2 separate regions of the Homo sapiens genome follow, and region 2 is linked to region 1. Evidence: chromatin loops called from intact Hi-C (ENCODE). Cell type or tissue: HepG2. All regions are shown on one strand. Each heading gives the region's core, and the rest is flanking DNA. Links, peaks and the distances in the headings are about the cores only. Region 1 overlaps FMNL2 (formin like 2). Region 2 overlaps FMNL2 (formin like 2).

Region 1 (16,169 bases), core at 2,643-10,642:
GTGGTGTGATCACAGCTCACTGCAGCCTTGACCTCTCTGGCTCAAGCAATTGTCCCAGCTCAGCCTCCCAAGAAGCTGGGACTACACGCATGTGCCACCATGTCTGTCTATTTTTTATTTTTTGTAGAGATGAGGTCTCCCTATGTTGCCCGGGCTGGTCTCCAACTCCTGGACTCAAGCAATCTTCCTGCCTCAGCCTCCCAAAGTGCTGGGATTACAGGCATGAGCCTCACACTGGGCTCAGATTTCATCTTTAAAACAGACACGCGGCACATTAATTTCTTCTATTTGGTCAAGGTACTCCAAGTTTTATGTAACAACACAAATTAGGGCACTTTAACATAAAAATGATATATTTGATGTTTTAGTGACTGCAATACAAAATCACAATGGTTTCAAAAACATGTTGCTATTTTTTCAGCAGCTAGAATGAAATGTGTTTCATCTCATAATGTGATCCATAAAGAAGTTAATCTTTTTCCATTTGCTGAAAAGCTGAGCCTTTTGGATTAACCATGTACATGCAACCAGTTGGTAAACAAAACACATTTTAAACTTTTGGTTACTAAGACATTGATAAATAATCCCAGATTAACTCAATTTCTCTGAAGTCTAATTTTCAAAGTTTTCACACCATTATCATAATTGAGCCTTATAATAAGCCTATGAGGGTAGGGATTATTTTCTCCATTTTTGGAGGAAGCAACAGAGAATTAATATTCAAGGAAGATGATTTAAAGCAGTGTTTCCTAAAGATAGTCTCTTTTTTCCTTTGTGTGAGAAAGAAAGTAACAATTGGCCTTAAAAAGAACCATTATTCTCAAGATCCCTGCAGAAAACAGCGAACAAAAAGTCAGCTGAGCATTTGGCCCCAAAAGTCATTCTGCCCCTTGTAAAGCAAAACACAATCATTCAAAACAGATGCAAGGCAATCTTGGAATTACATTTTTTAATGGTCCACTTTTAAACATCAATCAGCAAAAATAAAAAGGGGGGAGGGGAGGGCATAATTCCAGAATTTGCTGAAATAAACATATATATATATATATTTTCGAGACCAAGTCTCACTCTGTCACCCAGGCTGGAGTGCAGTGGCATGATCTTGGCTCACTGCAACCTCCACCTCCCGAGTTCAAGCAATTCTCGTGCCTCAGCCTCCCCAGTATCTGGGACTACAGGCACGTGCCACCATGCCCCGCTAATTTTTTGTATTTCAGTAGAGACGAGGTTTCACCATGTTGCCCAGAGTGGTCTCGAACTCCTGAGCTCAGGCAATCCGCCCACCTCGGCCTCCCAAAATGCTAGGATTACAGGCGTGAGCCACCGTGCATGGCCTGAAATAAATCTTTAATCAACCTTTAAAGAAAGAGATGAATGGAAGTGAAAGTAGGTATATAAACATTAACTTGCATTACAATGTTCACGTCTTCAACGTACCCCATAGGCCTGGGCTCTAAGGCATGCAGAAGGCCATTAGAAAATGATATTTCACTCATCTCCAATTAAATGAGTTAACACACCTTCAGCACAATGTTCATTTTGCCTATAACAGAACATTAATAAAGAGAAGAGAAAAGGTGAGTGTGCACACAAGGGCACGTTGGCAACCCACTGCTGTCTGTCAAGGAAGAGACAAAGGATAGCCTGGTCGCAAGTTCTAAAATGGACTAACGTGAGAACTCATTTCCAAAACTCAAGCACAGTACAGTCTCTTGACTTCCACATAGAAAATGAAAACCACTTTATTTTGCAAGTGAAGGGATAATTAGTCATAATTTGATAAAACCAGTATTATAAAAATTTCAATATAACCAACTGCTCAAAGCACACATCTGCTGCCACTGCTTTTTTTGTTTGTTGGTTTGTTTTTTGTTTTTAAGTTCAGGGGTACATGTGCAGGATGTGCAGGTTTGTTACGTAAGTAAACGACGTATGCCATGGTGGTTTGCTGCACCTATCAACCCATCACCTATGCCACATCTTTTAAAAATCCAAGATAGATGTGTAAATGCAATATATGCACAGAATTGTTGAGCTGAATAAGCAAGATGTCAGATTATTTATCCCAGCACCTTCATATTACAGAGAAGAAAACTACAGCACAGAAATTTCGACTGCTTAGTGTAACGTTCATGGCTCCCAGGCACAAAAGCAGGTCTTAGATCCCCATCATACTGTGTCAATTCAGACATATCTGAGAGCATCAATTTCTAAAAACTTAGAAATTAAAAAAGAAAGAGCATTTCCCCAAAATTGAAGACAAATTGAAGATAGATGCCACAGAAGTCTTAGAAGGGAAAAGAAAACAAAAAAAAAAAGACAAAAGAAGTGGGCTATCTAAGGGATCTGTCAGTAAATACCAACCACATTAATTCGGCAACAGTTCTTTACTGCAAGTCAGCAATAGCTGGCACATTGAAATACTAAGCTTTTAGCCTTTCTCTCTTTAAATTTCAGTAAAACCTCTATCGCTGAAATGGTGCTGAAAAGAAAAATGAATCGCTAGAGGCAGGAAGTTATTTCCAGTTCATGCTCCACTTCCCACAGCTAGACCCTTCACTAGGCTCTAGAAAAGGATCAAGAGTTTACACACAATGTAAGGCAGGGGCACCGGCCTAGAAAGGGACAGCTCTGCATGGACACATTTGGTCGGACACTGCGTGCTGTCTTCAGCTTTAACCATTTTCTTTCTTTTTTTTTTTTTTTTTTTGTTCCTCTAAGGCTTTTTTAAATTTCCAACTTCTATTTTAAGTTCAGGGGTACATGTGCAGGATGTGCAGGTTTGTTACGTAGGTAAACACGGTGATTTGCTGCACAGATCATCCCATCACCCAGGTATTAAGCCCAGCATCCATTAGCTATTCTTCCTGATGCTCTCCCTCCTCCCACCTGCCTCCTCCCTCCTCACACACAACAGGCCCCAGTGTGTGTTGCTCCCCACCATGCTCCCATGTGTTCTCATCATTTAGCTCCCACTTGTAAGTGAGAACATGCAAGCTTTAACTATTTTCATGCAGCAGTGTTAGATGAATCTCTAGACAGACCAGAAAAATGGCATCAGACATTAGACTAGACCTTGAGGTATATGACATATTATAACTAGAAACACTTTCTACCCCACCACTCGAACTATCTCTATCCAAAGTCACTAATGACTTATGACCAATAGCCACATCACAGAATTATAGAACACAATTAGTCAAAACACAGGGTTTGCTATAAATTCTTATTTCAAAATACTAGAAACTTCTCAACCTCCCTAGATATTCTATAGGGGTCTTTACAAAAAGAATAAAATGGTATCATTTCAGGAAGGTTTTTAAAAGAGAGTCCTTAAAAAGTTGGCTATCTACCATATATTTGATGCAGCAAAAGGAAAAAGGCTCTTAAATTATGCAATAAGCTAACCTAGAAGACATCAAGAAACTAAATGGAAAATATATTTACAAATGAGAAGAAAAATACTGCAGGCAACACAAAGAGCAATAACCCATATTTCTATGGCATTTTAAACTTTACATTAAACTATAATGGCTTACTACAGCTGCCCCTTTGTTTCCATGATAAATCTGTACATAAAATAATTGTAAATTGTGGTTTGCTTGCTTTTTGTCCCTCACTGCCATTAAACCACAGACATCTAGAAAAGAAGAAAGCACGGTTCTGATTTGCTTTTGTTTTGCAGGATAGAGCAAGAAGCCTTGCACACAGAAGTCACTTAAAACATTTTTGGAATGAATATGTTACCAATCAGCAAATATTTTTCAAGTTTGATAAAATGCAAAGTTGGCAAGAATGGGTTGAGACAGGTACTCTCATACACCACTGGTAATTTAAATAGGTGTTGCCTTTTACAAAGGGGGAATGTGGCAATTTGGCAGTGTGACAATATCCTTTAAAGACAATGGCAAAGTTTCCATTATATACTGTTAATTGAAAAAGGCAAGGTATAGCACAGTACACTGAATGTAATCCTATGTTGTATTGTTTTAAAGGTAGAGTATACTCTGCATATAGGGTGACCACGTGTGGCCAAGGGTATGTGCACTGCACAAACCCAGGGGGAGTCATTCCTACTATAATCTAAATACAATCCATATATCTAATCCCAGGGGCCCTGCTTGACTGCATACACGATTCTGGAAGGATTTATAAGAAGCTTCATAGAGGTTATCTCAAACGTTAATACTGGGGGATAGAATTTACATGAAGAGGAGGAAGTCTTGTCTTCCCATGTTCTACCCTTTTGAAATGTTTTCATTTCACATATTACCTTGAAAGTTTTAGTCTCATTTTTAAGAGAGATGTTATGTTGAAAAAAAAAGACAATAATGGAAATTAAAACAACAAAAAATGATTTCATTTTATTTATTTATTTTTTAAGAAGGAGTCTCACTCTATCGCCTAGGCTGGAGTGCAGTGGCATGATCTCAACTCACTGCAACCTGTCTCCAGGGTTCAAGCGATTCTCCTGCCTCAGCCTCTCGAGTAGCTGCGACTACAGGAGCACAACACTATGCCTGGCTAATTTTTTTATTTTTAGTAGAGACTGGGTTTCACCATGTTGGCCAGGCTGGTCTCGAACTCCTGACCTCAAGTGATCCACCCATCTCAGCCTCCCAAAGTGCTGGTATTGCAGGTGTGAGCCACCACACCCAGCCAAACAATGATTTTAAAGCATTAACTTCTCCTGCTTTTAAACTTCCCATCTGGTTTCCCTCTTTCCTGTAAGTTATCTTTTAGGACTCAGGGGTTACTAGCACTGATTTTCATTTTATGCTAGTTTGGGACCTAATCAGAATGATTTCCTGCTCCTAACCGTTCCAACATCAGAGTAGGAGAAACAAACCAGGTTGATACAATCCTCTCCTACGAGGAGTTGGAAGAGGATTTTGTAAAACAAAAACACTGACTCGCTATTACATGCCATGTGAGCCATGAGGTAGAGACCAACGGGCATGGCAGGAAGAGTATGGGCCACAAATGCTTGATTTTTTATGTATTTCTTTAGATGGATGAGTTGTGCTTAAAATTTACTTTTCTTACAAATACCTGTTAGGCTTCTTAGAGACCACTGCCTAATGCAAACAGGTGATAAGGCTAAACTTTAAATATATTTCCTTATGGTAATTCAAGTTGACAATAGGAATAGGCTATAAACAGCTTTTCTAAATACCAAGTACTGCATATATGCAAAACAGATTGTTGTTTTATATGCTTCTGTGTTTCTCAAAAAAAAAAAAATCTCAGTATCAGCTGCCCATCAGAATCATCTGGGGAGCTTTGAAAAAACATCAGTATCTGGGCCCCACCTCTGACTAATGAAGTCGAACCACTGTGTCTGCACTGATGATCAAAAGAAAGCATTTCACATCAAGTCTGAGTACGTATTCATCTTGTGACGTGACAAAGTGAGATGAATTTTCAAGAACTATACATACAAACAATGCTTGAGGCACTGAAAGTGCACTGCCACATGGCTCCTGCCTTTGGAACAAAACTCTAAGCAAGTGATAAAACATACTAAGGGCTATGGCAACCACAACCGAGGGGCCATTGTCTTATATCTCTACCGGCTGCTTGTCTAGGCTGCTACCAGTGCTTAAAAGGTCTTCTAAATACACAAGTACCCTGTCTGACTTACTCCTAATAACAGCTGTTATTCCTACAGCTATTCTGGAGAGCATTTCAGCCACAGACACACAAAAATAAATAGCCAATGACACACAGCTCAAGGTCCATTGTGGCCTAAAGAACCCTGAGCTTCTCTTCCTCACTCCCTTTCTCCCTGTCACCCATCTCCATTTACTCAGATGCCATAACACTTAAATATTTTTATATAACACAATGAGGTAGATGTTAAAACTTCTTCATCATCCTGGAAATGATTTATCCCTACCATAAATCTATCACAACGTATACCCAAAGGCTAACAGAGGAGATATTCAACCTACCAGGTCAGAGAATCCTCCACAGAAAATTGCTAAAAGGTCCTGCAACCCTCTCTGTGTATTCTGGCCAAAGTTAATACAGTTTGTTTCCTGAAGTGCTCATACCAGAGAGATGGGATGGGGGAAGTCGTTTGGAAACCGCCAAGAACTATTGATTAGAAACACATGGGAAACCACAAAGGCATTACACCTTGACTTCAATTAACCAAAGGAGGGTTCATATCTCTTTCCAATGTTATAGACAAGACATACTTAAAGCTCCGCTCAAGATGTGTTTGGGGCATGTTTCACAATAAAAATACCTGGTATAAACACGACTGTAGAACTTTAAGTGGTTCTGGCATATTAAGATATATGGCTGTTTTGTTAAAATACTTTTTTGATCATTAAAAAGCAGTATAATTAGAACAAGTATTAGAAGGACTACCAATCATTTATTTTTATTTTTGGTTTTTGTTTGAAAATTAAGCCAAAGATATTTAAGAACAGAATTGTCAGAAAAAGATTATGTAATAAACAAGTTTCTATAACTGCCATGTACAGAGATTTTACTAACATTTTTATCACACTGAACTGAGAATTCTGAAGTCCAATTTAGGATTAATCACCAGGACAGAATGGAGGGAAATTATAAGACCACTTGGCAGTTACTCCATCTCAAATAACTCTGTCTCCAATTCCTTTACTGAAATAGCACATAGCACTCTTACCTAGAAAGATCTCATAGACCCGTCTATAGCTTTATAATAAGGCCCATATTGGATTTTCAGGATGCGAAAGCACCAGAAAATTAACCCAGAAAACTGGACTGCTCCTTTCATCTAACTCTTTACAGGGGTTTGGAAAACTGACTTGACCATTCTTAGGTTTCAATGCCTACTTATGTAAAATAAGCAGGTTGATTTTGAAGGTTTGCTAAAGTTCCTTTCAGCTCCAAAAATTTCTTCCAGTTTACAACTAGAACAAAAATGATACATGAAGAGTTAAAAGTGAATTAACAACACAAACTCAGCGCCCTTGTATCAATGCCATCACTTGATCAAAATGTTCCTATGGGCAACTAATGTGTTATACCAGACATAGTGTTTCAAGCTTTGGCTTTTCCAATTTTTAATATATTCTAACAGTTTTGACAGAATACCCTGCATTCCACATACTCACTTTGATTCCCTCTTGAGCATCTTCTTGTGACCTTTGATAAGTTAAAAGGGTCTTGAACTGGATGAAAGTCTGCCAGAAGCAAATGGAGGGGCATAACTTGGTAGAATAAAAAGATGGTAGGCCCGGGCTAGGAGTGGTGGCTTATGCCTGTAATCCCAGCACTTTGGGAGGCCGAGATGGGCGAATCACAAGGTCAGGAGTTCGAGACCAGCCTGGCCAACATGGTGAAGCCCTGTCTCTGTTAAAAATATAAAAATTAGCCGCGCATGGTGGCGCACGCCTGTAATCCCAGCTATTCGGGAGGCTGAGGCAGGAGAATCACTTGAACCCAGGAGGTGGAGGTTGCAGTGAGCCAAGATCATGCCACTGCACTGCAGCCTGGGTGACAGAATGAGACTACATCTCAAAAAAAAAAAAAAGATGGTAGGCCCAAAAAACACAAGCAGCAAATCAATCAATTAATAAATCCCAAGTACATTACACATTAAGTATGAAGAGTCAAATTTTCCTCCCACCAAAACGCGCTAATCCGTTATATTTACTAAATACAAAGGTGGACAGACACCCAGCCCGGGTTCCTTCATGTGTACCACCGAATACTTCCACAAGGTTTTTGTGCCCTAAGGACAGGGGAATGCTAAACAAAAACTAGAGTGGTCATTTTCCCTTTGAGGCCGAGAGGGAATTACTATCATGGTTGCTATCTTCCAAATTCAGAGAAAGGTAATTTTTAGTGAACAGCTGAACTTAATGACTATACCAGCCTCATGAGCTTCCCTCCCCAGAATCCTAGCACACTAGGAGATCAAAAGGCCTTCCCCCTAAACAAAGAAAAGGTCCCAGGCTTCAAAATAGGCAAGGTTAATGGGCAGACCCACCAACTATAATACAACCATTTGCAAAAGAAGAGGAAGGAGGTGGGCTAAGGATATGGGGCAATGGGCCCAGTTCCTCCCACAGATCATTCCAGACCAGGCTTTTCAGACCTTCACCAAGGACCTTTTGACCAGAACACAGACACCCCCAACCCCCAACTCCCTCAGGTAAGGGACCTCAAAAGCACATCACTCTAGCTCTCTGAGGTCCAATATAGAAAGCAAAAGTCCATCAAAGCATGTTTTGCTCCCTATGATACCAAGGCAAAGAAGAGGAGGGTAAATGGACAGAGGAATCCTAGATTACTGACAAATGCCATGCAGACCACCAGGATGGATTTATCGGATCTTATTTTATTCTGTACTAAGGCATCTGAGACCCAGGGCTATCTGAAGCTCTGGCTGTTTCCTAGAAGGTACTGGCTTTTACTCTTCCTGATGCCTTCCATCCATCTAGTTAGCTACTGCTTCCCCCATTCTTTCTGGTCTCATCAGGTGCTTTAGAGTGCTTAGAATAACACGTTTTGATTCCCAACTCCATCATTACCAGCTCTGTGACACTGGCCAATCTATTTACCTTTTCTATGCTTCTGTTTCTCTATCTGTAAAATACAAATATTAAGAGTACCTTTCTCAAAGTGTGTCAAGAGGAATCAACGAATTCAATGAGTTAATCTTCACAAAGCACTTAGAACAGTGCCTGACATATGGTGAGTGCTATATTGTTTGATTAAAATTAAATAATATAACTGGATTGTTTTTAACACAAAAAATAAATGCTTCAGGGAAGATATCCCATTTTACATTATGTGATTATTACACATTCCATGCCTGTACCAAAACATCTCATGTACCCCATAAATATATATGCCTACTATGTACCCACAAAAATTAAAATAAAAAAATTTTACTTAAATAATTTTCAAAGATGATTTCTTCTTCTTCATAGCCAGCTAGAGAACCTAATAGCACATCAGAGAAGGGTACCTTAAAAGAGCAGTTTAAAACTGACACAACTGTTGCAAAGTTTCTTTTGGGGCAATGGAAGTATTTCCAAATTAGATTGTGGCAATGGTGGCACCACTCTGTAAATCTACTAAAAATCATTCAAGGCCGGTTGCGGTGGCTCACGCCTGTAATCCCAGTACTTTAGGAGCCTAGGCGGGTGAATTCCTTGAGCTCAGGAGTTCAAGACCAGCCTGGGAAACATGGCAAAATCAAGTCTCTACAAAAAATACAAAAATTAGCCGGGCGTGATGGTGCATGCCTGTAGTCCCAGCTCCTGGGGAGGCTGAGATAGGAGGATGGCTTGAGGTGAGCCCGGAGGCAGAAGATGCAGTGAGCCAAGATGGTGTCATTACACTTCAGCTTGGGTGACAGTGCAAGACCCTGTCTCCCAAGGAAAACTCCCCCACAAAAAAATCATTTCGGTCTATACTTTAAAATGAGTGAATTTTATGGCATTTAAAGTATACCTCAATAAAGCCATTAACAAAAAAAGAATGAGACAACCATTTATCCAATGAATCAACTATTAAGTCACAAAATCCAGGATGCCAATCTATTCCTGGTCCCCCTTCAGGCAACAGCATGACAATGATGATCACGGGGCATCATGAACATATGTGATCTCTTCACATTGGGCATCCGTGACTTAAAGAATGGGCAAAACACAGAACGAGGGAATCCCTAGGAGGCTTTCAGCTTCTGGGAAGAATGTTTCACATACCCACAAAACAATTTAAGCCCTTTGTAACTAAGAAAACATGCCTCAACAGGCAAGTACTTTCCCTGAACTTCTTAAGCCTATTCCCCTAAACATGGGAGGCAGCAGGTTTGACCTAAAGAGCTCAGGCCCTGTCAGATTTACAAAGGTGATTAGATGATTTCAAATTCAGCCTGCATGGCCTAAAACAGTTTATTTTGACCTATCCACACCGGTTTCCTCATCAATAAACCTACCTAGCTTGAAGGCATTACTTAGGATTGGAGATAATAAACGTAAAATACCTAATGTTTGACACAGGGTAGGCATCAAACACAGTAGTGCAGTAATAGCAATTACTTCATAGTTAAATATAAACATAATAAAATGCACAGTGAGAGATCATCATGCAAAATAAGGGAACCAAACCTTTTCTCTACACTTACGCAATTTCTATAACATCACTCCCTGGTCATATCTCTCTGAGTGCACATGACTCAGTACAAAGGAAATGAGCTCCCGGGTAGCCAGTAATCAGTAACAGGAAAGGCACTGCTGCCAACAGAATTGAATCATCTCACATTTCTCGAAGTTCCTAGGTGAATTCAGTGTCCTCTGAGAAGGCTTTGGAGAAAGCCACATGAGGAGGATTTTGGGAGGCAGAATATACAACTCTCTACTCTTAGTCATGTCTGTGCATTTCACATAGTAAGTAGCCACTCCTATATTTCCCCCTTTGCAGAGCCTGTGGATGGAGATTTACATCTCACAATTGCACTTGAGTTTCCCCAGAGAGGTTAGCACTGATTTGTTGTCCCAACACGGTTGCATGTTATTAATTGTCCAGAAACAGAATGATATGGCAATGGTGCTTAGGTTGTACCTGTAACCCTAACACTGCTGCAAATATAGTAGGATAATTAATTTGTGGTTGGTTCAAATACCTCACATTACCGGCTTTGGGATAAAACAAATTACTGCCCACAGTAAGCCATGAATTTATTTTTCAAAGACTTGAAGTCATTCATTCCACTGACTTCCTCAGAGCCAAAGATACTGACAGAAGTGTTGTACCCACTGACAAGAAAATGCCTAAAGGGGAAATGAGTTGTTAGGGTGGCGGGGCTGGGCAGGGCGTTGTTTCATTTCAGTTTTACCATTTTACCTACTAATAACAATGCTTACACAGTATTATGTGTTTCCAAAATGTCCCCACATACAAGATGCGTTGGACGGTACCCTACAATCCTTGCAGAAAGGCAAGCAACCAACGCCAGACATCTCAGGCGAATAACAGGCAAATCTGAGTCCGAAACCCAGTTCTTCCTACTCCTAGTCTTTCCTGTGCTCAATTTCATGATGCTTCTACAACTGGGATTCAGAGTGGAACTCAGTCAAGGTTTTTCCACCAGTAGGTTTGTAATAACTTACAAAGGTACCGTCACAGAAGGCACCCCCTGCAACCTCATAGTGGAGGATAAAGTCCCTCAGGTCCATTCAAATCACTTTTCTCTTTGCTTTAGTCTGCAGATCTCCACATTAATCAGTTGGGATGACCTGGGAGGCAGCTCAGTGCTGCATCTATCTGGCAATTTTTGGAATGAGATGTCGCTGGTCAGCTCCTTCCTGAAACAGAGATGAGCTCACCATTGATACCCAATGCCCCAGTGCTGAGTACCATCCTTGTCACTTCTGCCTTGTAAGATAAGCAACAATTCTCGGAGAAAGACCTTATTAAAGCCAGTACTTTCAGATCATACTCAGAAACCGATGCTTCTTTCCAAAAACTTCAGGTTCAAAAAGCAGTTACTAGGAAAGGGGTGTGACTTTTTTTCCTACTGGCATTTTAAGTAATATTCAGCTTGTACTCTTAAAAATCACGTTTACAAATGAAACTCTACAGAAAACACTTTTTAACTCAGTTCTACCAACAGTTCCATTTGGCTTACAGGCATTCTCTGTATATTCTGAAAGTTTCTATAATTTGTGGTGACCAAATTCGTCTTTTCACAAGGCATTCATTTCTGTGTCACTACTCTCTTTTAAATACTCTGGTGTTTACTAACCATACCCTGTAATCTCTGTTAATGGGGTAGTTCAAGATTCCTTTTCAAAGGCTTTTTGCTTTAATTACTGCTTTAGCCTTTTGGTAAAACTCGGCTTTTAGCAAACTGGCCTGCAGGGGACAAGTTTTTAAATTATTCTCAAGCTTTCCCTATCCCTTTCCAAGTTTTTCCAAACTACTTAAAAACCTCTCAGCCTTGAGGGAAGGATGATAAATTGGATGATTTTGCTGTCTCTGATGCCTGGCATTAGTCTTGGTTTAATCCATTTTTGTCTCACCAGAAACTTGCCTGTTACAATCGGAGTCTCTCCCATATTCTGCAGCTTCCAGCAAGTGTATTCCCTGATAAAGCTCCCCCAGAGTTCCAAAACAGGTCACAGGGAGCCCAACAGTCCTCCTGGGGTGGTCTCAGGGGCGCCTAGACACAGTTTTGCCCTGTGTTTCTCCTTTCTGTAGTGAAGCCCACATTTGGATTCTTGGTTCAAATGCTTTTCTTCAGAAAACTGGTAACTTCAGGATGGATCCCAGAAAAAAGCTATTAAAATTAGTCATTTTAGATCTCAAAAATAAATTAATTTACTCCTCCTGAGGCTTGGTACCCTTTGACCATCACGTTACCATTTCCCCCAGCCCCTGGTAACCACTCATCTACTTTCTGCCTCTATGAATTCGATTGTTTTGATCCCACATATGTAAGAACATGTGGTGTCTTTCTGTGTTTCGCTTACTTCACTTAGCATGTTTTCTAATTCCACTCATGTTGTCGCAAATGACAGAATTTCTTCCTTTTTTGAGGGCTATTCCACAGCATGGTAAATACAATAATAGCATACTGTACATTTCGATATCACTAGGAGAAAATCTCAAATGTTATAAAAAAGTTAAATATTTGAGGTGAATAGGTTAGGTAGCTTGATTTAATCATTCCACATTGAGTTCAAACATCATTACATCACTTTGTACCCCCTTAAGTATTTGCAACTATAATTTGTCCATATATAATAAAAAACAAAAAAAGTCCTTTGAAAGGCAAAAAGAGAACATGACAAAATATTAACTGATCAAGGATGAAAAATAAGTACACTCTGTTTAAACATAGTTTTAAAAAACCTATGCATAAGTACAAATCAAAACCACAATGAGATGCTGTTTCATACCCATCAGAATGACTATTATTAAAAAAAAAAAAAAAGGAAAAGACACATATCCTTTGCAAGCATATAAGGATATGGAGGGCTCGGAACCCTCGTGCATTGCTAGGGTGCAGCAGACACCGTGGAAACAGTATGATGCTTCCTCACAAAGCTAAACATAGAATTACCATATGATTCAGCAACTCCACTTCCAGTTACATACTCAAAAGTACTGAAAGCAGAAACTTAAACAGATACTTGTAACCAATGTTCATAGTAGCATTATGTAGAATAACCTAAAGGTAGAAACAACTCATATGTCCATCAATAGATGCATAGATAAACAAAATGAGGTTTCTATCCATGCAATGGAGTATTACTGTTCAGCCTTAAAAAAGAATGAAATTCTGACAAATGCTACAACAAGAATGAACCTTACCAACATTATACTAAGTGAAATCAACCAGACACAAAAGGACACAACTTCCCTGATTCCACTTATGAGTTACATTGAATAGGCATATTCATGGGGACTGAGAAGGAGAACAGTGGTTACCAGGGGAAGGGGTGGGGGGAATGAAGAGTTACTGTTTAATGGGTAGAGAGTTTCAGTTTGGGAACATGAAAAGTTCTGGACACAGACGGTGAAGATCATTGCACCACCAACAATACAAATGTACTTAATGCCACTGAACCGTATGCTTAAAAATGGCAAGGATGGTAAATTTTATCTTAACGTTTTACCACAGCAAAAAATAAAAATTAAAAACGTGGCCAAAAAATGAAATGAAAAAGAAAATCACCATGTAAATGCAATGGACTAAGGGGTAATTTTTCTATGTTTCAATTCTTCCAAAAGAGCTGCTATAATTTTTAAAAATTAATGCATTTGCTGGGTGCAGTGGCTTATGCCTGTAATCCTAGCAGTTTGGGAGTCTAAGGCAGGCAGATTATCTGAGCTCAGGAGTTCGAGACCACCCTGGGCAACATGGTGAAACCCCATCTCTACTAAAATACAAAAAATTAGCCAGGCATGGTGGCAAGCACCTGTAGTCCCACCTACTCGGGAGGCTGAGGCATGAGAATTGCTTAAACCCAGAAGGCAGAGGTTCAATCAGCGAGATCAGTGAGCCGAGATCATGACACTGCACTCCAGCCTGGGCAAACAGAGCAAGACTCTGTCTCAAAAGAAAAAATAATAATAATAAAAATAATGCATTTACTCACACACTCACTGGTGCACAAATAAATAGGCAGGGCAGGTCAAAAATAACAGTCTGGGTTCAGTGGGAAATTTAGCTCTAACAATATGAGGCACAGAGGAGGTGAGTTACATGTCAGAGGAGCAGGCAGCAACCGTAGATGGAAGCAGAGCAAAAGGGGATATACATCAGGTGCCAGCATGTTTTCTTCCTTCTGATCTTTTGCCTCGAAAGCCAGCCTTTCAGCCTAAGCCTCAAGGCCCTGATCACCTTGGGTGATGTGCACAGATCACAGGAACACCTCAATGTAAGCAAATCCAACCTTGCAATGCCCTAGACTATTTCCTGATCCCCGCTTGGTCCCACTGTCAGCACAGCACAACAACCAACAAGGCTGTTAACCTGCCCCAAGAGTCTTACAAATCAGCAGATTCAGCTGACAGAAAGCCAAGGAATTTTCTCTCCACATCGATGTCATTCAATGAAGACTTCTGCTTAAACCAGAACCGTGAAGTTTTGTATCCGGAGACTTCAAGCACAAGTTCAACACCAACCTCCAACAGACACCTCTCAATCACTGGCCCTAAAGGAGCAGAAGGGCATCCATTCACAGATCAATGTGTGTATTTTCTAATTAGCTTAAGGAACTTTGCACATGTCAGATTTGAACGTCTATGCTACCTTATGGTTTGTTCAGGTAATTTCGTGTTCCCTAATGAGACTAGGATAAGTAATCGTGTAGAAGTTAATACAGAATTGTAATTCACTACAGATACCCACAGAGGACAACCTATGCCTGTATTGTTAAGGTTTGACTATCCAGATCTACAAATTCAAGTTGAAACTTATTTCAGCCCTCCTTGGAACAGTCCACTAATCTAGAAAACACTGGGACTATTCTTCCCGAGCAGTGAAACATCCACACAGGTTAGTAACTACAGGCTGCTCTAATTAATTACCTGAGACACAATTGGTGGATGTTAGAGTTTGTTATGTTGTTGTATTTTTAATTCCATTTGCCTACTTGATCCACATTTTCATGCCTTGGCTGTGACACTTTAGAAATTAAAACATCCCAATAGTGTATAATTAAAAGTTAAATATAGCAGCTACAATCTAATTTCATTGAAAGTCTCCTCCAAATCACAGAAGTGCCACTGGCCTGGCCTGGCTAGAAGTCAGCATGGACAACTCTAGATTCAGGCACTTTCAACTGTGATGCATTTGTAAAAGCTGCAGCTGGGCAATGGAAAGAAGTAACATATTTGATTCTAGCTTTGGTCTTTTACTTCAAATGTTAGAGAAACTGAGATGTTATGGAAGCTTTGCCAACCATCTAAGCAGCCCTCTCCAGTGGGGGATAAACTCTGGTGCAGTTTCTTATAGAAATTAGAAAGTCAGTTCATTCTTCATAAAAGCTGAAGACAAAAAATAAATGAGTCAGTAGTTACTATTAGTTACTAGTTTTGCTTTGATAAAAGAAGTGAACACCACTTCCCAAGTCAATTCCAGAAATGTGGTAAGTACACCACACTCCCTGCCCTGTCTCTGGAGGTATCTTTGTATCCTCTTTCACCAGCAACCTCCAGCTCTCATAGGCATCCTGGTAAGATGAGAAGACTTCTGCCTCTTCCCTTATGGTTACCGAAGAAAGTTTCAATAGTACCTCTGGAAAATGAGCCGTATGTCCATAACACTATCCCTCTACTCACCAGTCTCTCTAGAAGTAGTTTTGCAATCCTGAAAAGCCCTCCTCCATCCATGCTTGGCAGATGCTCCAATAAGTGGGGTTTTTCCAAAACTCAGTGAGGCCAACACTGAACATCCATTTCCTGCATGCCAAACTTCACATGAGCTGGCAGCCCTAGGAAGGGGCATCTGAATTCAGCTCTTGCACTTATCTGGATAAAGACGGCTGCCATTGTTGCCCTGGTGACCACATTCACTTTGGCAGAAGCAGCTATGGTAAATATTTCTTCAGAGAATCAATTCACATCAACCATGTCCCTTTGGTGAAGAAACTACTTGCTAATTTATCTTGGGAAAACTTTTCTCTGAAAGTTTACAATGTTTAAAG
Region 2 (16,169 bases), core at 4,399-12,398, 61 kb before region 1:
GACAAATCGGGTGTTCCAACGCTGCGTTTCCAGGTGTTATGTGTATTCCCCAACGCAAAGTTTTTCCTTCTGTTAATTAAACTGAGCTATAACAAAAGAGTTGACTGTGTGTGTTGCAAGTGTTAGTAGTTCTATTTTCTACTCTACTTGTCCTCTGCATAACAGGGCCTGGCACATAATAGGTGCACAGTAAGTATCTGTCAAATGAATAAAATCCACATGGTCCTCCTGATGATAAGATTTCAGAGCCAAGAGTCAAAAAGCGTACCAGGTCACTTCTTCTAAACAGGCTGATAACCCAGGGCTTTCTCTGACAATAGTCAAGGCACATGAGAAAGGACCACTACATCTAACTTTTTATTTTGAGGCATATTTCAAGAGTAATCTAAAATTATCATGCAATTGTTAGGATAAAAACCAATTCACCACGATGATTTTTAACATCCTTCAAACAACTGTTAATTAAACCAAAACGACAATTCTCAAATCAAATGAATATCCTTTCTCTCTGGAAGGAGAGAAACTCGTAGCAGTTTATGAAATTTTAATTTGATACCCGTATTTTTCAGACCAAACTTAAAAACAATCAAGACAGGAAAAACACAATCACATATCAGCTCTGAAAACACTGCAGCATTATTATTGTGGTGGTAGTTTCCCTACTAATTTTGCTCTTTGTGTAGTTTATAATCCTTCTTTTACAATGAGACTCCTTCTGAATTTGACTGCCTTTTGTCAGCTCTGTCCCAAGTTACTGAAAAGATATGTGTTATTTTGGGTCAGATGCTGAGGTTGAAACACTAAATACAATAACAGAGGTCAAATGCCTTCTACAACTTTAGTCCAACAAAACACTCTCCATACAAAAGGAAAAGCTCACAGCTTCCTGAAGATAGTCTCCCTTCCTCTGGCCTCACAGTTGGGTGACCCTCGTTTATCATACCGTCTTCCAGAGGAACTGCCCCACTCTGCCCTAACCAGCACTGCAGACATTCCTGGGGTGGATGGTTAAAGGGATTCACCAGGGGATGCTGCTGGCTTTATTTTCTTCCAAACTGTATTTGCTTTTGTTTTTAATCCAGCCTGTGTACACACCAAGCAAATAAGATATGTAAGCCAAATGCTTTGTTAATATCTGAAATGAGCTTTCATGGTTTTAAAAGCAAAATTACAGGGTCCTAAACACTGGCTATCCTACAAACCCAAATTAAAGGTGACTATTTGTCTTAGTCCATTTGTGTTGCTATAAAGGGATACCCAAGGCTGCGTAATTTCTAAAGAAAAGGTTTATTTGGCTCATGGTTCTCTGGGCTGTACACAAAGCATTGTGCCAGCATCTGCTCCTGGTGAGAGCCTCAGGCTGCTTCCACTTATGGCAGAAGGGGAAGAGGAACTGCTGTGTGCAGAGATCACGTGGCAACAGAGGTGCCAGGCTCTTTTAACAAACATATTTTGCATGAACTAATAGGGCTAGAACTCACTCATTACCACCAGTGATAACACCAGGAAGACTCATTAGGACACCAAGCCATTCATGAAGGATCCACCCCCATCACCCAAATCACCTCCCACTAGGCTCCACCTCCCAACATTGGGGATCACATTTCAACATGAGGTTTAGAGGGTTAAATATCCAAACTACAACACCGCTCATATTAACAGCACCTTGATTTGTGCCCTTCCATAGTACCACATTCTTCTATAAAGTTAGGACATTTGAGATTTGAATGAATCAGTATCTTTCCTTTTCAGAATTCTGAGGTTCATTTTGTTAACAGGAAAAAAGAAATTACACTGGAAGCCTACCTATCAAATGCTGAATCTAAAATGAGGAGAAGTTTGATGAGAAAACAATTTGAACTCTCAAATTCCTCTACCTCGAGAACATTTTCCATAATTGCATAAGAATCTCTTGCTTCTTTAAATTCCAATAGCTCTTATAGGCTGCCCCATACCACCTAGAACTTATTCTTACAGTGCCAATTTGAATCATTCATTGCTTTATGATGTACCCCTTGGGATTTCACTTGCTAACTAAATTATACATTCTTTAAGGCTAGGAAGTAGGAGTCTACTATTTCTATCCACAATTATGGTTGGCTTCATGTTGGGCAGTGTTAGGTACTTCCTTGTTGACGGTTTCCATGAAAAACACTACAAAGGTAATGAAATAACCTTACATAACAAGGTGACATAGAAGAAAAAAAAAGTAATAATATATCGGCTATTTTCTTTTTATCACCAACACATAAACACTGCCTCTTTGTTAAAACAAATTTCACTTAGGGAGTTCAATAAAGCAAAGTAGAGGAACGATAACCGATCTGCTTAGTTCCTGAGAAAAATTTAGTGTCAAAAGAAACAAGGGGTGATTAAACAAAACAAAATACTGAAACACCAGATCTTTTAAAATGCTAGTTTTTTTGTTTGAATCAAAACTAATTAATTCAAAACAAACATGGAAAATTATGAAAGATAAGGAAAAGAAGAATCTGGTTCCACGCTGTACTTGAACACCCCCCTTACAAAGCCTTAGATAAAAATGCAAGAAAAAAATAATTACAAAGCACTTAATATAAAATCATTCTCCAGTTGAGAAAAGCCAAAACTGTAATGACAACAGAGTACAGCTATTATTGAGAACTGAGTTGACAAAGCCAAAAATATTGAACTAATTTCCTTGCCGAAAAGCATTACAGAAATATTTCTGATACTATGCTATTTTAGAAAACGATCTTACAAAAATCTTCCCCGAAATGAAGTTCCTGTTTTTATAGGCTGTGTATGAGCCTTGATTTAATCTATTCCAGTTGCTTTTGGAGATAGAGACTGATCTAACAAGAAATTACATAAAGCAAGGTAATTGTTCTGGGGGCAGAGGGTGGGGGACGGAATGAAGAGATGTCATTATACCATGACCGTGAGTTCAACAGACAGGACCATATCTAAATCAGAGGGTAATAAACTTCTGAAACCCACAAACTCCTTCCACTGGAACAATGCTGTGTTCATGCCAGTACTTTTTATTTTTACAAAAGCAATTTACTATTTTTCATAGTACATAAATGATTAAAATGTATACTTTAGCTCAGTATAACTCTATTTTACAATATATAGTTTGTTGTTGTTGTTGTTGTTGAGATGAAGTCTCACTCTGTCGCCCAGGCTGGAGTGCAGTAGCACAATCTCAGCTTACTGCAACCTCCGCCTCCCGAGTTCAGGCGATTCTCCTGCCTCAACCCCCCGAGTAGCTGGGATTCCAGGTGCACGCCACCACGCCAGGCTAATTTTTGTATTTTTAGTAGAGATGAGGTTTCACCATGTTGGCCAGGCTGGCCTCAAACTCCTGACCTTAAGTGATCCTCTCGCCTCAGCCTCCCAAAATGCTGGGATTAAAGGCATGAGCCATCACACCCTGGCTGATCTATAGTTCAGTTTTAAAACCATCTTTAAGTAGTCATTATGAAGATAAAATACACTATGCAATGTTAAACTAATTTCAAGGAAAGAGACAAAAAAGGCAAAATTTGGGGAGTTGGCTGGTGGGATTTAAAACAGTGAAATTTCTTGTGGTCAATTTAGCTAAGCTTATTTCTGGTTAGTGATCCAGAGACCCAGCCAACAATTCACACCCACTGTCCTTTCACAAAACTGAATCAGGATAGAAAATAGCAGCATCCTGGCAGGCCGGCAGCCATTCAGCTGATGCACAGTGTTTTTCCAGCCTAGGCGGCAACCCCAGAGCTTCCACTCACCCTACCCGACCCCTGCCTGGCCCCCTGACCCTGAAAACTGTGTAGCAAGACCTCACTCCTCAGATAGTGGCCAGTTTATACTTGAGTTACAAAGGAAGATCATAAATCTAGCAAACTTCCTCCTTAAATTGGGACAGTTTCTTTGCCAGATGTTCATTTTTACTGGCTTTTTTCACATAACAATGGGAGTGGGGAGAGGATACATTCATTATACAAGTGATTTTCAAATAGCAACACCAAAAGAGGGCAGGAGGAAAGCACAGGCATCACCCAACCACCTGGGCTGTGTCCCCACCAACAGCACAATGGAGCAAAGCTGGCGAGGGAGTAGGACACAGAGGGCTTAATAGACAGCAGCATTATCCAAGGCACATGGCAGGCAAGATGGAAGGAATACAAATAACGTAACTCATTGAAGATGATGTTTTTTCCCGTTTTTTGACACAACCAGATATTACTTGGCCAGCTACACAACACATTTGCCTTTCCATCCCCACCCATCTGTAATTTTTTCTTTTTTCAATCAGATGTTCTGTTCACACACTGGTCCATAAATAACTTGCTTGGAGTCTGATAATTTTCCTTTTTTTTTTTTTTCCTTAAACTCCATAAACTGTTTCCTGTAGAGTTTTAGCCAATGTGGAAGGTGAGGCTGACCATGAGTCCCAAGTTGTGTGGGCCGTTGCATGGAAGCAACAGGTTTTTTAAGTTTATCCAACACACACACACACACACACACACACACACACACACACACACACACATTGGATAGCAAAAGCTGAAGAGAAGCATCTGCAGCCTGCACATACAACAGAGCTGTTAAATTCCTGGCTCACAAGCAACAGAGAAGAAGTCAGCTCAGAGGCCAAAGATTTCCAGGAACGTCGATGTTTAGGGAAGATCATAAACTGTAGCAGTCAACTCAAGTCCTCCCAGACTCTGCCCGAGAATGATGCTGTACACTTACGATTTTCAAAGACAAAATGAACACAAATAGCATATCCCTGCATTTTCTTTTCCCTTGTCTTCCCAGCCCCCAAACCTCTCCCACTCCCCCCAACCACTCTCACACCTTATTTATTGTAAACTCATTCCCTACTGCTGGCCTCATGCTCACTTCTATGCACCCAATTCCCTCCTCTTTCCCCTTTTTTTGCAAGTTTCCCCGTCACCTCTACCATGGCGAAATTAACATTTTAGTACAAGTTTTAAATATCCCCCAGGCACAGGCAAAACTAGAGATGCAGCATCTGTTTTTCTATATTACAGAGAACTGAAAGATCAGCTACAAATTTTCTTTGCTAATACTTAAGTGGCTGCATGATGCTAATTAAAAACTCATTTTATTCTTTGTGGTTTATCACTAAAATACAGGTAGTATCTTTTATATCCCCTAGTGGCAACAGTTTCAGATCAGTTAATACGACTAAGAAACTCTCAGTATGTTTTGGCTGACAAATTTTTTTTATTAAAACTATCAGTCATACAAACTTTGTGGATGTGAAATCTTTGGCAGGTCATCTCTATCTCCTCAGCTCAAGATGAATTTTTCTTAGACTTGTTTCAGTCTATAAAGTGTTCACTATAATCAATGAAGTAACATCAATGTATAAGGTAGGAAGTTTACATTCTACGTCCCACATCCACCACCCCCACAAAGGAAAATACTGTCAACTATAGGTAGTCCACAGCCTCCTCCAAGCCTTTTGCTTTTTCCTTACAAGTATTACATTGTGTATATAAGCACAGAGGACCATCCAGTGCCTAGCAGCTCTAGGTCAGCTGTTCTGTTAATCTTGCTCCTTCTTTCATGTTATTCTTGTCCCTCAAACAAACAACAACGTTTCCTGAGCTAATCCCATCTTACTGGTACAGGTAGCTGGTGAGGTCTCCTCCACTGTAGTGTGAGGCATTTCTACATCTGGCCCCTCCCTGAAAAGAAAGTTGAAATGCATACTGTTAAGTGGCACACAGAGGGAATGAAGAGAAAGGCAGCCAAGCTTGGGCCTCAGAATAAGACAGGCTCAGCCCCAGATGGAGTATTTCCTTCCTGTTATAGGTGTTGCCTTTCCCATTCCACCTCTTCGGATGGCTAGGAATTACTTTGTTCTTGTTTTACCCTTTCTGCTAACCTCAATTCTTCCCCACTGTAGGGAACACTTCTTTTGTTGACAGCACTCTTCTCATGGGTTTAGCCTGGAAGCAGGAGGATGGATGCTGAACAGATTCTCCCATTCCACAGGCATCCTTTGCACTCTACCCTGCTGGACAGGGTCTCGCTGTTGCTCAGGCTGGAGTGCAGTGGTACCATCGTGGCTCACTGCAGCCTCAACCTCCTGGGCTCAAGGTATCCTCCTGCCTCAGCCTCCCAAATAGCTAGGACTGTAGGCACATGCTACCACACCTGGCTAATTTTTTATTTTTTGTAGATGGAGTCTATGTTGCACAGACTGGTCTCAAACTCCTAGCCTCAAGTGATCCTCCCGCCTCAGCCTCCCAAAGTGCAAGGATTATAGGCATGAGCCACCACACCTGGCTTGTGTCCTAGTTGACACCAAAACCATTTACCAGGATCTTGCCAACTGATTCCAGCCAGTCTAACTTAGCTCAAAGGCATTAATGTGGCCATTAGTTTTGGAGGCAAATTAATTAAGTACTGTGATTTTAAATATATATGTGTGTGTGTGCATATATACATACACACAGGTATATATATGTGTGCATATGTCTGTTTACAGACAGATATAGATATGCAATCTGGATCCAAAGTGGATACACAGTAACTAAATTATACGTTATCTCAGTTTTTCTTTTGTGATCAGCATGTCTTGGAAAAATAAATTATATGTTATCTCAGTTTTTCTTGTGTGACCAGCATGTCTTGGAAAAATAGAACTTTTGATTGTGCAAGTATTGCTCGTGTGTCTTGGCCTTCAATGCCAATAAAACACCTAGGCTTAAGTAGCTAAAAAGCTTATTTGCGGACTTGCTTGCACTAAGGGTTTCACCAATGGTCTGACCTCTCTCTTGCCCTCAATTGTGAAATAATAAGAAGACACTTGCTACAACCACCCACAGGCAAGCTCTTTATATAGAGGTAGATTGCTTCATCTTGTAAGTGTGAAATGTATTTTACCATCTATAAATCACAAACCCCAACAGGACCCAGCATAGGGCCTATTCATTTCACAGTACTAAAATGAAACACTTTTGCAGATACACAGAAAATAATTTCTAAAGGAAATAATTCATCTAGCCAGGCGTTGTGGCTCACACCTGTAATCCCAGCACTTTGAGAGGCCGAGGTGGGCGTATCACTTGAGGTCAGGAGTTCAACACCAGCCATGGTGAAACCCCGTCTCCTACTAAAAATACAAAAATTAGCTGGTGTGGTGGTGTGCGCCTGTAATCCCAGCTACTCCAGAGGCTGAGGCACATGCATCACTTGAACCCAGGAGATGGAGGTTGCAGTGAGCCAAGATCACACCACTGCACTCCAGCCTGGGCAACAGAGTGAGACTGTGTCTCAAAAAGGAAAAAAAAAAAAAAGAAAGAATTCATCTAAAAGTGTTTTATTATATTTCAAACACACATAACTATAAAGACTATAATGCATTCCCTATAAACCTAGACCCATTTCTTATCAAATCTTACCCTTTGCCACATTTTCTTCAGGTTTTTTCACATACATTTTAAAGATGTTTTTTAATGGTCACAGTATGGCTAACTCAAGAACTAAGGGAAGAAACCATTGGAAATTGGTTCCACTTTTAAGTTAAAAATCTAGACTATAAATTATTCTTAGCTTACTTCCTAATAATTTTAGTTTTCGCCGATATCATTGATAGATAATGTAAAATTTCTACCTTTACTTGGAGACACTAAACTCTTAGCAACATATTTGTAAGTCAGTATTAGGTTTTATCTTTTAGATGGAATTAAAGCAGTCCTTTCACCTAAGTTCCCTACCTATGTTCAAGAAAAATTTCTGAGTTTTTGTTATCTATAACTTATGATTGATGAAAATAATAGTACTTTTACTTCTGGCATTAAATTTATTTTTAAGTACTGAGTGCAAAACAAAGAAGTTGGAAAGTTTACAAAAATTTCAAACAAGGAAATCAGAACTGCTGTGACCACAAAGTCCCTTAGGGACAAGTTTTCATTGCTGTAGAATATAAGATTTATGTGAAGGTTATCAGAGGTTAATACACTTATGCTGGTCTCATTACTGATATTACAAAACTGCCTAACATGGTATATGAAGAACACAGAGTATATACTCAATAAATATTTGTGGGATCCATATATTGTCTGGATTATGCAAAAGAGCCAACCCAACTGCCTATTAAATTAATATAACTTGACTTTAACACACACAGAAGAAAACTAAATATTTTAAGTTAAGCAATTTACTAACGGCTCATTTCTGTTATATTTTGCTAGAATATTCCTAAACCCTCAAATAGTAGGATTACGTAACTAACAAGGCCTACTGATGCAGGGCATGTTACGATAGCTTTTTTATTCTGAATCTGATAAAGATACAAGAAAACAAAATTACACAGAAAAATTTATTCTTCCCCCCAGAAAACAACTTAGAGAACTTAGCAGCCACGTTCAAGCCTCTTAATCCTCTGAAGAAAGTAAAGCCTGAATAACAAGCTTCATAACTCAAGGATGTTCCAAAGCACTGTTACGGACTAACTCAATGAAACATTAACTTATTTTCAAGATCTTAACATCTGAATTCCAAAAGCCAAAGGAAGAAAGTGAATAAGAAGGGTTGAGAAAAGGAAAGTGTTTAACCTTCCATTTAAAAGAAAATTCAACCAGAAACTGTCTTTTCTCCAAGTAATCCTAGTTAATTGAGGTTTTATTGTACAGTAGTTCACATAACCCCAAAGAAATATTTCCAGGTCAAAATGCTTATAGCCCAGTCCCCAGTTGTCTATTAACCAACCCAGCTATGTAAATAGCTCCTGAAAGAATCGTATATTGTTAGGAACATAAAAAGTTCTCCTTTAACAGAGGGTAGCAGGAAGCTTAAGTCTTGTGACACACAAAAGCATGCAGTGTGGCACGGGAACTTCCCGTAAATTACATTAACTTTACAGCGATTTCTTTTGCTGATTCAAGAAAGAGAGCAAATACCAAAGAGCTGAAAGGTGACAAGAATATCCTGACACAGACTTGTTCAGGATAACAATCCACTTGAGCTCAGTTCCCAGTAACCATGGGGACTAGCATGATCCGTTGCTATCTATTTATCTTAGGCCTCAAGATACCCAAGTTCTGGTCCTTTCCATGAAATCAAGCAATTATTCTCGGAGATGAGAAGTTTGCCAATTATACAATAAAATCCTCCTCTAAATATTCTTTTTCAGAAATTGCACGCTCCTCCCATGTCCCTGCACAGCCTGAGGTGTGGTTTAATAAGCAATTTTGTTAAAAGCTTTCTTTTGGCAGTGAAATCACTAAGCTTTCTCTTCAAACTATTCTTTACCTGTAGAATGAGAGGGGATGCAGTCTCTATTCTGCTACAATTGCTAGGCGAAATGGAGATGCCGCTAGCACAGAACAATACCCTTCTTCAAGGAGAATCACTGGCTTTCACCTTCATGGAGTACTCCTCCCATATTTATGTTAAAACATTCGATTTTTTAAATGTATAATGTTGGAATGAAGGACACATTTTCAGTTTTCAAAGAACCATCAGATAAATTGTCAACACACACACACACAAAACCAGTTAGAGGTTGAAAACTATATCTATCTATCTATCTATGACAGGCAGAGAGTCTTACTCTGTCCCCCAGGCTGGAGTGCAGTGGCACAATCACGGCTCAACCTCCTGGGCTCAAGCGATCCTCCCACTTCAGCCTCCCGAGTAGCTGGGACCACAGGTGTGCACCACCAGGTTCAAGCGATTCTCCTGCCTCAGCCTTCCAAGTAGCTGGGACTACAGGTGCACACCACCATGCCTGGCTAATTTTTGTATTTTTAGTAGAGACGGGGTTTCATCATGTTGGCCAGGATGGTCTTGATCTCTTGACCTCGTGATCTGCCCGCCTTGGCCTCCCAAAGTGCTGGGATTACAGGCGTGAGCCACCGTGCCCGGCCATGCATGGCTAATTTTTAACATTATTTTGTAGACATCAGGTCTCACTGTGTTGCCCAGAATGATCTCAAACTTCTAAGCTCATGCAATCCTCCCACCTTGGACTCCCAAAGTGCTGGGAGCCACCATGCCCAGCCCCAGAATATTTTTAAATTACAGAATAATTTTAAAAGTTAAAAGTATAAAATAACAAGCATCAAATGCCATCTATTCTTCTACCACTGGTGAACAACCTTGAAAATGACCACGTCTCATATACAAGAGCTACTGTGAACACCCAAGAACATTGCTACACACAGCTTTTTCCCAAGACAGGAACCATTAATGCACCAGACACTCCCCAATCCCTAAGAGCATCTTTTATTCTTTCGCAAAGTTCATCTCTTCTGTATCACTGTTTACAGCCCAAATCCTAAAGCCATTGATAGCTCTCTTTTCATTTTATGTTTTAGAGACAGGGTCTCACTCTGTCACCCAGGCTGGAGTGCAGGGGCACCATCATGGCTCACTGTAATCTCAAACTCCTGGGTTCAAGTGATCCTCCCATCTCAGCCTCCTGAGTAGCTGGGACTACCCACCATGCTCGGCTAATTTTTTAAGTTTTTTATAGAGATGAGGTCTCATGCTGCCCAGGATGGTCTCAAACTCCTGGGCTCAACTGAATACTTCTGCCTCAGCCTCCTGTGTAGCTAGAACTTTGGGTAGGCACCACCACTTCCAGCTATTTTTTTTTTTTCAAGAGACACAGTCTTGCTGTATTGGCCAGGCTGCTCTCAAACTCATGGCCTCAAGTGATCCTCCTACCTCAGCCTCCCAAAGTGCTGGAATTACAGGCAAAGCTATTGCACTTGGCCCAATATCTCTCTTTTAAACTAGTCCTGTTCATTGAGAAAATGGCACCATAGACTTTTTAAATTATGTAAGCAAGAAAAAAGGTGCTGAGTCCCAAGACCTTGGACTGAGGCAAATATTTAAAGTAATTTTGTAAATGTTAGGTATCTGATGAAAAAACTGAGACATTCTGGAATTGCACACCAGTGACTCTGTTATAATTCAGCATGGGAGGGAGGAAAGGCCAAAAGAAACGATATGCAAAGGGATCAGGGCCATTACCGTTGGAAACTACTTCCTCAGGACCTTCCAGCAATAGCTTGATTCAACACCACTGACCAGTGTAGAGGGTCCATTAGCTGGTCCCATCTCAGCATACATTAAGCACTAATGACTAACATCTGCACCCTATACAAATACATCTTAAGAGTCTTGCTCAAGCAAACTGCATTCCTTAGACAAAAACAGGATCCTGGATCATAGGTTGTTTGGGTTTTTTTCCCCCTCTCCATGGAAACTGTGTGTGCATTTCTCTGGTTCTCAAGAGGTAACAAATGCTAGCTATTAGCTACAAATAAATAGCTTCAAGAGATGAGCAATTCATACAGTAGTCTAGAAACATGTGTAGTTGCAGTGCTGGCGCCTTGGCAGGCTCACTGCTAGTAAAGGAAAGCTGGAGAGCGTGGACACAGTAATGAGCTATTAAACACAAATAATGTCAACATGGAATCTTTTCCTGGGGCTTAGCATCAGGGAAGGAGGGCACAAAGGAGACAACATGAGAAGTCACTGTCATTTGCTGTTCAGATCCTGATGACATTTTTTTAAGGGCTCATACCTGGGAAGAGTTCCGAGTTTCCATCGCCAGGTCTAGAAAGTCTACCATGCATTGTTATGTGCCAAGTCCAGGGACAGAATCCAATTGTAGTTAGCTGAACTGGGTCAAAAACCTCTTGAATACACAAGGAAAAACTAGTAGATTTCTGTCACTTTATTTTTTTTTTTAATGTGTCTGTAATTCTGGTTATGGAAATAGTTGGTTCTAATTTTAACCAACACCTACTACTGTTTCAGCACATTCCTCTAGGTTCAAGGAAATGATGACTTTCCAGTCAGGGTCTACAGTGACACAGACATGAACTTGGAAATTTAAGCTTCCAATTTTCAGCCACTCCACCATGTTTCTGTTTGCGTGTGTGTTTTTTTAAAGAGTCAAAATACCATGAAAAACAATGTCCAGTCTTTATGGAATTCTTACAGCAATAAGACTATTCATAAGATTCATATTAATAGACACAAGTATTCAATACAGCTGATACACAAAAATTTTACATGGGAAGGGATTGGATTTATTTATTTATCTAGGTAAAATAAAATAGGTGCCTGCCCCCAGTGAGCCTGTAATCACAGAGAGATAAGCCTCTGACTCATGAAACAGAAGACCCCAGGAGAGACTGCCTACAAGAGGCCTAGGAAAAAAAAGTTGATCCTTTTTCTTAATTCACCAGTAACCTGTGTTTACTTGATGTTTTATAATTATGTCAAAGAGTAATACCGGGGACAGTATCAGGCAGTTACACCAGTAATTAGAAGGGTAGGTAGCAGCAGCAGCTAACATTTACAGAATGCCAGAAACTGTTTCAAAGGCTTGAAAGACCTCATTTGAGTCTCACTACTGCCCTATGAGATAGGTAGCAATGATTATTCCCATTTTGTAGATGGAGAAAATATGGTTTAGAGAAGTCTTTTAAAAACTAAGTCCTTCAGTTATTAAGTGGAAAAGCCAGAATTCAAATCCAAAAAGTTTGAGTCTAGAACCTTAAGCACACTGCCTCACACGCAAAACCCATCGCAGCCAGTCTTAAGAAACTGATCGTAAACTTCCATGGAAGCTGATGAGGATCCTAGAAGAGCAAGAATGAATCAAAAAGACTCAATGCATCCTATTATGAGTAATATACTAGTATGAGTCTTGCTGGCTAGTGGAAAAAAATGTGCTATTTCACATATGAATGGAAAGGAATCCATGCAGTATATGCAGCTGGTCTATATATCCAAAAGATAAATATTTACTGGCTAGGGGAGAAAGAAAATCCCCTCTTCTAAAAAAGATTCATGTGGTAGAAAAAAATACACAGTTCCAGTAGACTTAAGTATTTTTTAATTTAAGTACACATGCTAAGGCTTTGTATTTCTTCCTTGGAAAACTTGGTTTTCATTTAGGAATTTGAAACTTTTATAGCGACCTGTCATTGACTATTTACATAGTCATCTGGCAGAGAAAGGTAAGACTGCTGCCTCCTGGGTCCCTAACAAGGCTCTACTGTGCTGAGTGTGACTGAGGTCACCAGAGCAAATCCACTGGGCTCCTCTCCATGACGGAGGAAAGTTCACCACTATTTAAATCCATTTCCATAAAGTTGACTGAGGCAGTGTGATTTAAGAGGCAACTTTGAGTACTACCTAAATAGCTGGAGTCATAAAGGAAGGTAGTTATCCCCAGGCTAGCATTAAGGTTTTATTTATGCAACTAATTTTCCCGATCAGCCTTCCAAGAATGGCCCCAAAGTACGTTGAAAATAGGAGATAAATAACGCTGCAAACATGACACCAATTTCCTAGAAGATCTGACATTATCAGGTTGATCTGAACACTGGAGAGGACCTATCACGACAATCCTACACGTAAAACAAATTTCAACCTGAATTGCTTAGTTTCAATAATAAAGTTTACAAAAACGCTGTAGCTGTAGCTGTAGCTGTGGCTGTCAATTCTGACTACAAGTTAGACTCACCTGGGAGGCTTTAAAAAACTACCAGTGCCTGGGCTCCACCCCAAACAAATTAAATCAGAATCTTGGGGGAAAAGCCTGGGCAGCACTATTTTTTAAAGCTCCCCACGTGAGTCTCACGTGAAATACCAGGGTAGAAAAGTACTAAAAAGGCCAAAACGTTGTTTTTTGGCTGTTGAAAGTGCTATATCGAAGTCATAATCAAGTTAATTATTTGAATGAAAATGGATAATAATGAACGGGTGGGTCAAACTTCAATCAGTTAAGTGTATTTTAGGAAGACATCACACAAACTGGATAGTTTCAATTAAATGATCTATTTTGGCGAGTAAACTAGGTAAGCAGTAGATAAATGGAGGCGTCACTAGACATGTTTTATCTCAAACTCTTCTGCTTAGAAGAAATTTTTTAAAATGTAAAGCTGAACTTTTTGTTCAGTTAAGTGTTTACTTTCCTTTAGAGAGCCATAAAAGAGTCCATGCAATAAATTTAGTGAAACATGCGCAGAGGCAGAATGACTATGCACAAGCACATACATATGCTTCAAATCTGCAGACTAAGATGGGAGCCACTTGTGTATATATACAGACATATCTTGCAAAATCCAATGAATGTGTAGAGAGAGACTCTGAAATTATGCCTAACAGAGAGGCCAAAATTTTGTTCTTAGTGTACTCAAAAATGAGTCCTTGAAGAGGAAAACACCAGGCTTCATTTCACAGACCCTTTGAAGGTCTCACTGGAAAAATGAACAGTGCACTCAAGGCTGGTGATACATTTTTTACTGCATGCATCTGGTTTCCATGTATACTGTATTCTTGAAAATGCCTACTGCCAAGAATCCCAAGTTACTGCATAGCCCTTGGTAGATGGGCATTATCCCCAAAGTTTTTTTTGTTTTGTTTGTTTGTTTTGAGGCTGATTTTCACTTTTTTTTTTTTTTTTTTTTTTTTTTTTAGACAGAGTCTTGCTCTGTCGCCCAGGCTGGAGTGCAATGACATGATCTCGGCTCCCTGCAACCTCCGCCTCCCAGGTTCAAGCAATTCTCCTGTCTCAGCCTCCCAAGTATCTAGGATTACAGGCACCTGCCACTCCGCCCTGCTAGTTTTTGTAGTTTTAGTAGAGACGGGGTTTCATTCCATCATGTCGGCCAGGCTGGTTCTGGACTCCGACCGCAGGTGATCCATCCGCCTCGGCCTCCCAAAGTGCTGGGATTACAGGCGTGAGCCACTGCGCTTGGCCCAGAGTTATTTTTAATTTAGAAATTACCTAACCTATCTTAAGTGTAACTTCTGGTTCTGCTAATTCAGACAAAAAAATGCAAGATTATTATTAGATTTGTGAGTTGTAGTGGTCAAATTAGATCTGATAGACCAACAGGTAGTTGCTGTGTGATGTATCCTAGAGATCTTCAGCCTGCCTGCTAAGGCTAAGAATCAGGTCTGCTACACCACCTACGTCATTCTGGTGTCCAGGCTGAAGAGGTAGCAGGTAGCTGGGGCATAGTTTCTCATGATACTCACATTAGCACAAAATCCCAATTACATTTAAGGCATCCCATTTAAGTATATGCTTGCATCACATTCATTTATGTTCTTCCGCCGAACGAGTTATAGGCCAAGGCCAATACCTGTAAAGCAGGACATACACTCCCATGCAACGTAAGTCACATGGCCAAAAAACCCCATCTCTACCAAAAAAAAAGACAAAAAATTAACCAGGTGCGGTGGCACGTGCCTGTAGTGCCAGCTACTCGGGAGGCTGAGGCAAGAGAATCGCTTGAACCCTGGAGGCGGAGGTTGCAGTGAGCCGAGATCGCGACACTGCACTCCAGCCTGGATGACAGAGTAAAAAAAAAAAAAAAAAAAAAAACAACCCACAACATCCATGAATCCATCAATCTCCCAGTTATATATATTTTAAAGCCAATGTACTTAAGCTTTTTCTTTCCAAGTAATTATTTTTTACATCATGTAGATAATTTAGAATGTAAAAACATCAAAGTCGAGGTGCTAATGCAAAATTGATATCATACAGACTTAGAAATAAAGATGACATACTCAAACTATAGAAGGAGCCAAAAAGTGGTTCTGGTGATGAAGTAATGTTGAAGCACATGTAGGATTTAAATAAAACTGCTTCACTTGGCCGGAAGCAGTGGCTCACTCCTGTAATCCCAGAACTTTAGGAGGCCAACGCAGGAGGATGACTTGAGCCCAGGAATTCAGGACCAGCCTAGGCAACATGGTGATACCTCATCCCTCCTAAAAACTTGTTTTTAATTAGCCAGGTGTGGTGGTGCATGCCTGTAGTTCCAGTTACTCAGGAAGCTGAGGCAGGAGGATTGGCTGAGGCAGGAGGATTGGTTGAGCCCAGGAGTTCGAGGCTGCAGTGAGCCATGATCACATCAGTGAACTCGAGCCTGGGCAACAGAGTGAGACACCGTCTCAAAACAAAACAAACCAACAACAACAAAAAAAAACTGTTTCTTGAAAACTTGGAGTGGGAAAATGAAGGTTTTCTAAAATTTATCTCATATTTTATATGTGTAACTAAATATTAACATACTTTCAATTATTTCACCTATATCCCAAGAAGTTTATACATTCAGAACTTATTTGTTATTCTTCTTGAGAATGTGGGACATCACCTCATTTGAGAGTTGCCTTAT

Evidence for each region. Peaks named below come from ENCODE experiments on the same cell type or tissue, not always from the same donor. Only the 100,000 strongest peaks of a DNase experiment are listed, where the experiment ranks them.
Region 2: it touches region 1 in a loop (2.8-fold over the local background); 5 of 110 quality-filtered maps call a loop at or near these places.

The regions. Positions count from the first base shown.
Region 1 is chr2:152,415,757-152,431,925 of GRCh38, reverse strand. The region is part of intron 1 of FMNL2 (formin like 2); the gene reads right to left. Among named protein-coding and RNA genes, the nearest start is that of FMNL2, 89 kb to the right of the region's middle. RefSeq lists enhancers at 6,801-7,526, 7,527-8,253. In HepG2, for the core only: no CTCF peak of the experiment used is centred there; DNase peaks (open chromatin) are centred at 5,725, 6,035 and 10,205; H3K4me3 peaks cover 771 bases.
Region 2 is chr2:152,478,920-152,495,088 of GRCh38, reverse strand. The region is part of intron 1 of FMNL2 (formin like 2); the gene reads right to left. Among named protein-coding and RNA genes, the nearest start is that of FMNL2, 150 kb to the right of the region's middle. In HepG2, for the core only: no CTCF peak of the experiment used is centred there; a DNase peak (open chromatin) is centred at 8,828; H3K4me3 peaks cover 1,080 bases.